Linked DNA regions of Homo sapiens: region 2 is linked to region 1. The links are chromatin contacts, found by Hi-C or POLR2A ChIA-PET in ENCODE. All regions are on one chromosome and are shown on one strand. Each heading gives the region's core, a stretch centred on a gene start or an enhancer-like site at or near the end of the contact. The rest is flanking DNA. Distances are from core to core; before and after follow the strand shown. Region 1 overlaps FBRSL1 (fibrosin like 1). Region 2 overlaps FBRSL1 (fibrosin like 1).

Region 1 (2,700 bases), core at 159-2,658:
CTGTTTCAGGCGCCGGCCACCGCGCCCGGCTGTCGCCCTTTCTGACTCAGTTTCCCCTTCTGGGAGCGGGGTGGCAGGTGTCCGTAACTTCTTGTTGTGAGGACCAGAGGAGCAGCGCCCACACAGCGCTCAGTGAGGCCGGCGCTGCGCGCCTTTCCCCGGGTGGCCGTGATCGGAGGCAGCGCGTTCGGACCCCGGGCCGGCGGCGGGCGCGGGTGGATCGGCGCCTCGGGGCTGGATTAGTCGGGTCTGCCCGCGCCCCGCCCCCGCCCCGCCCGCGCTCCCGCCTCCCGCGCGCCCAGCTCCGCGCCCGCCGCCTCGGGGCCCGCGCCGCGCCCGACGTCCGCCCGGGAGCCCAGAGCGCACCGAGCGCCGCCCAGAGCGCGCAGAGCCGGCGCGGCGGACATGCGCGTCCCCGGCCCGAGCTCCGGCTGAGCAGGGCACGCGGGGAGAGGGGTCGCCTGGACGGGCCAGGGCCACCCGGGGCTCGCGCTCCACGCCCGCGTCCATGCAGCCCGGCTCCGGCCCCGGGACTAGGGGCGACTGCCTGGGGCGCCGGCGAGGTGAGTGCGCGCTGCGGACTCCAGAGAGGGAATTGGGACTTTGGGGGGACAGGGGAGGGGGAGCGACCGCCCCCCCAGAAGAGCGGGACGCCCGAGATCTCCGGGCCTTCTGCCCACACCGCCTCTCCCGGAGCCAAGCGCGGAGACCGCGTCCTCCCGGGGGCGCACGTGGCGGCGGGCGGGCGGGGGTGCGGCGCGGCCGAGGGTCCCAGGCCCGGGTCAGGGCACCCGGGGTCCGGGGGTGGAGGCGGGGCCGAGCGTTGTGGGTGGCGCGCGCCTTTGTCTGCGCCCAGGTGCGGAATCGGCCACCCGGGTTCCCGGCGCCGCGCTCACCTGCCCCGAGTTGGAGTTCTTTGTCTGGGGCGGGGCGCGGCTGGCCCAGGCTGCGCCGCGTGTCTGGCCGAGGCTGCTCCGCGGGTCGGGTCCTCGCAGACAAAGCGCGCCCTGACCTCCGCCCGCCGCCGGGATTGTGCACCTCGCGGGGGCTGAGGCTTGCCCGGGCGCCCCCGCTGCCTCTTCGCAGGGACCCTGAGCCTGCGGACCCGGAGTCCTCCCACCTGTACCCTGGGCTTGAGTGATCCTCTACCCCACGCGGGCTAGGAGGCAGAGGCGGCTGCTCGTGCCTGGGTCACGTCCCTGCAGACCATGGCCGAGAAGTTAAGCGGGTCTGGTGGCCCCTGGGGCTGCCACCCCATTTGGGTCATCTGGCCACTGCCAGAAGCCCTGTCCTAGAAGGGAAAGAGCTGAGGGACCGCGTGGAGGAACGAGCCCCAGAAGGTGCAGCTGCTGTGTGTGGTCTAGGAAGGGGTTGGAGCCTGGGCCAGGCCCCCAGAGGGCCGGCCCCTGTTCTGCTCTCAGCCCTCCCGGATGGGCGTGGCTGCACCTGGCCAGGTGTTCAGGTTCTCACTGTGAGGTGGAGGCCACCTGCCTCCGGGGCCTCTGCTAGGGCCGAGGACCCCTGGAGCACCCATTCTCAGCCTCCCTGAGCAAACTCGTCTGCTAAGTGTAGGGCCCACTGTGGCGTGACCAGAATGGGTGCTGGATGGCCCCAGCCGCGCGGCCCGTGCGGAAGACCCTCCCCTTCCTTGCAGCCCTCTTGGCTTCGCTGGTGTCTGGGGCGCCCCCTTGTGGCCCTGGGGAGCTTGTGTTCGAACCTGGGACGTGGAGCGGAACCCACTAGAGTGTTTGGGTCCCAGTGAAGGGGAGGGCAGCAGAGCCCCAGAAGGGCTCCAACCTGTGGTTACCCTAGAGACGAGGGCCGGCTTTGGGGGCTGTGCTTTGGGGTCTGCCTTTTGGGTTGGCCGTCAAACTGCGGGCTAAGCTGGCTTCTCCTCCCTCTGCCCACCTGGGAGGCCTCAGCACCCGCCTCCTTCCTGGCCCCTGGAGAGTCCTGGCGGCGTGGTGGGGCCTGCTGCCCCAACCACAGAGGGGGCAGTTAACAGGTGGGCCACCTGGCGAAGAGGCCACTCAAACCCGGGACGCCAGCCAAGAAGAGGGCCCGCGTGCGTGCCAGAGACAGTGCAGCCCCTCAGATGAGGGGTCCAGAAGTCCTCCCAGGAGGATGGTGCAGGCCCAGGAGAGACCCCAGGGGTCTGTGGCAGGCCTGGGTGTTCAGTGCCTGGTTCATGGCTGGCATGGAGCAGCACTGGATCCCCATCCTTGCTGTGTGAGGGGCCCAGATTTGGGAGCCTGGCCCAAGGGAGCACTTGGTGCTGGCACTGCTGGGGGATGGGCACGGCCAAGGAGGTGCCGAGGCCTTTCTGGGGAGCCGCAGTGCCCCCTGGAGGCCCAAAGGCTGGTCTGGACTCCTCCCTGCCCACCTGCACAGGCCCCTTCACTATTCCTCCTGTTTCTCTCGGAGTCCTTCCTGTTTCCGATGCTGGGATGGTCACTGCGTAGCCTGGGTCACCGGCAGTGGCTGGACGGGGCAGGGAGGTGGAGGCGGACCCCATGGGAGCCACACTTCTGGGGGATGATGTTGAGGCGAGCAGAGAGGAGAAAGCCACATGCCCCAACCTCCAGGCCCCCTGGCTTCCCAGGGGTGAGAGGTTCCTGTCCTTCTTTCTTTGTAACAAGCCAGGATTCTAGGGGTGGTGGCCGCAAGGCTGGGGGAGGGAGAGGGTCATCGGGGCCCTGG
Region 2 (2,700 bases), core at 72-2,571, 37 kb before region 1:
CCCACCCCAGGAAGCACAGGCTTGGTGGAGCAGCAGGGTGCCCTGTGAGGAGGGCAACTCAGGGCTGCAGTGTGTGTGCTGGGCCGTTGGTGCCGTCAGTGAGCTGTGTCCGGGGCCCTCCCCGGCCTGCGCTGCCTTTCCCCCCGCACCTGCCGCCTGGCAGACGGAGCCACCTTCTGTGTGCACTGGGAACAGTCACTCCTTTGTCACTCTAGGGGGGGCAGGGGCTTGGGTCGGCTCTGCTCACTGCCCAGAACGGTACCTGGCTCGTCAGGGCTCCATAAGCATCGGTTGGACGGGTGGACAGATAGGTGGGCAGACCACAAGGCTGGGGTGGGCACAGGTGCAGTAGCTCCTGCCCACCCTCCAGGGCAAAAGGGGCCCCCTCTGGCCCCAGACGTGGACTTGTCATCCAGGGACTGTGATCTTGTCCCTCCAGCTCCTGCTGGGAGTGGACGTGTGGCCTCCCCGGCCCCTGGTGTGGCTGGCAGCACTGAGAAGCGGCTGGGCTGAGGGCAGCCACCTTGGCTGTTTGAGGTCCTGCCTGGGGACAGAGTGGGGTGACCAGGACACAGATTCCCAGTTCTACAGGGTTTTTCGAGACGTGGGACTTTCAGAGCTAAAACCGGCCACCCGAGGAAGGGGAAGAGACCCCACCCCACGACCGGCCTGGCCACCTTTCAGGGCCTCCGGGTTTGGGAGGAGCACACGCAGGGCAGCCCACCGAGCCCCTCTGTGGCATGGGGGTGACGCGTTCCATCTGCGCCCAGCCCTGACCGGAGGTGGCTTTTGTGTGGGTGTGAAGTGTAGAGAGGTGCCCTACTCCTCACGGCTCAGCTGTGTGGGTGTTTCCGACCCACCTCCCTTCCCATCGGCCAGGTGTCCTTGGGCAGTGAGCAGCCTGCACCACTATACTCAGCAGCCCTGTGGCAGCCTTTCCCATCGCTGCCAGGTACTGCCCTGAGCCTCTGTCCCTAGAAGTGAGTGCAGGGCTCATGGGGCCATCGCCAATGGTCAGACTCCCCAGGGGGCCGGTGATACACGGTTCCTGGAGCGGGCTGGAAACTCATTCCTTGCAGGCTCTGGGAGACGATGATGCATTCCCGGGACCCCGCGTTGAGAACCGCTAGGAGTGGGACACGTGGCTTCCTGCAGAGGTGGACAGAACCCCTGATGGCCCCAGCAGGGCAGCAAGTGTGGGACCCGGTGGGCAGGGCTGCCCAGCTGGGACCGTGGTGCCAGCTCCGGGGGTGAGAAAGGAGAGGTTGTGAGAGTCCAGCTGGTGACAACAGTGACCCCTGGTGGCCTGGAAGGTGCCGGCCCCGGGCTCTGCTGCACAGGCCGTGCCTCCACCTAAACCTCATTGCACCGAGGGGCCCTGCCAGGGTTCCCGAATGTTACAGTTACAGATGCCGAAACTGAGGCTGGGGCAGGCCAGTCGCTTGCCCGAGGCCACAGTGCCAGGAAGAGCCGGGCAGCCTGGCCAGGGCCTGTGAGGGCTACTGTGCAGCTGAGCAGGTCACTAGCCCACCACCCTGCCCCCGGCTCCCGCCCAGTAAGGCTCAGACTCCTCGGGGCTGCATCCCTGCCCGGCCAGGGCCTCCTCCAGTGTGGGTGCCTGCTACTGTGCGGCTTGATGGACCTCATGGGCCGGGGGCATTTGACCTCAGGGGCCTGGGTGACATCCCTTAATTCGCACTGGCACCGTCTGCCTTGTGTGCACCCTGTCAGCCACCCAGGGAGGCCTGTTGCTGCAGGAGGTGCACAGAGCGGGCCTCTGGCTGAGCCGAAGGTCGGCAGGGAGCCAGGCTCATGGCTGCAGCGAGCCACACCAGCCAGTCCTGGGACGGGTTTCCCCGGGCTGGGGCGTGCTCCTGACTTGGATGACTCAAAGTAAAGAACCTCACCAGGGGCCCTGGCATGCGAGGCCTGGGGGCCCAGATGTGCTGGGGCGTGTCACTACAAGGTGCAGAATTGTTCCAGATCCAAGTTGGCCAGAGAGGGAGACCGCTGGGCTTCCACGTGAGTCTGGGCGCTGGCTGTGCAGGGGCGTCCCTGCTGGGCGCTGGCCAGCAGGAGCTCTGGCCTCTCACTTCCCTCAGCTTTGTGCAGGTTTGAAATTATTTCCAAGTAAAAAAAGTAAATACATGCAGGGCTCGGGGTCTGGTCCCTGCATGGTCACTTAACCTGTCTGCGCCTCTGTTTTCTCATCCGTGAAATGTAAAGGAAAATAGTTTCTACTCGGGGCCACCGTGTGAGCAAATGTGTGAGTGTGTGCAAAGCGCCCGGGCCAGGCCCTGGCACGCATCGGCGCCCATGTTGGCTGGTGTCAGGGGTGGTGGCGGTGGGCGTGGGGCGTGGGGGTGGGGTGAAGGGAGTATGGGTGCTCCCTTCAGCAGGTGATGAAACTGAGGCACGGGGAGGCCGAGCAGTGGCCCAAGGGCCCATGGCCAGGGTCAGGCAGGTCCCACCACCACCTCGCTGCTTGCTCTGGCATGGAGCCGACCGAAGGAGGTGCTGTGGGCACAGCCAGGGGACAGTGGGTGGCACTGAGGCTCGACCTGGAGGTCATAGCCCTGTACAGCCAGATGGGGTGGTGCGAACCAGCCAGGGTGTGGGTGGAGGCCCTGCCTGTGGTCCCTAGCACCCCCAGGATGCCTTCAAAGTCAGCGGCTTGTGGAAGGGGCGGCTCCAAGCACG

What was found. A loop is a pair of places that touch in the nucleus more often than their neighbours do. ChIA-PET counts read pairs that join two places held with the same protein, here RNA polymerase II (POLR2A). Pooled maps may share reads with other maps.
Region 2: a loop to region 1 is called in a map of B cell, with 14 times the contacts of the local background. The contact joins two enhancer-like sites. A Hi-C loop is called at or near these places in 8 of 168 maps with a recorded cell type or tissue (B cell, Calu3, MCF 10A and 5 more), 2 of 37 single-sample maps with no recorded cell type and 11 of 50 pooled maps. POLR2A ChIA-PET finds 5 or more read pairs at or near these places in 8 of 52 experiments (GM10248, H1, K562 and 5 more).

The regions. Positions count from the first base shown.
Region 1 is chr12:132,559,668-132,562,367 of GRCh38, forward strand. All of the region lies in intron 5 of FBRSL1 (fibrosin like 1), which reads left to right. Among named protein-coding and RNA genes, the nearest start is that of MIR6763, 21 kb to the right of the region's middle. RefSeq lists silencers at 225-524, 795-874 and enhancers at 1,405-1,474, 1,485-1,824, 1,955-2,004. Within about 2 kb of position 1,409, at least 7 of the 41 ENCODE cell types and tissues checked have a DNase peak (open chromatin) inside an H3K27ac peak, as active enhancers do.
Region 2 is chr12:132,522,715-132,525,414 of GRCh38, forward strand. All of the region lies in intron 2 of FBRSL1 (fibrosin like 1), which reads left to right. Among named protein-coding and RNA genes, the nearest start is that of FBRSL1, 34 kb to the left of the region's middle. Within about 2 kb of position 1,322, at least 4 of the 41 ENCODE cell types and tissues checked have a DNase peak (open chromatin) inside an H3K27ac peak, as active enhancers do.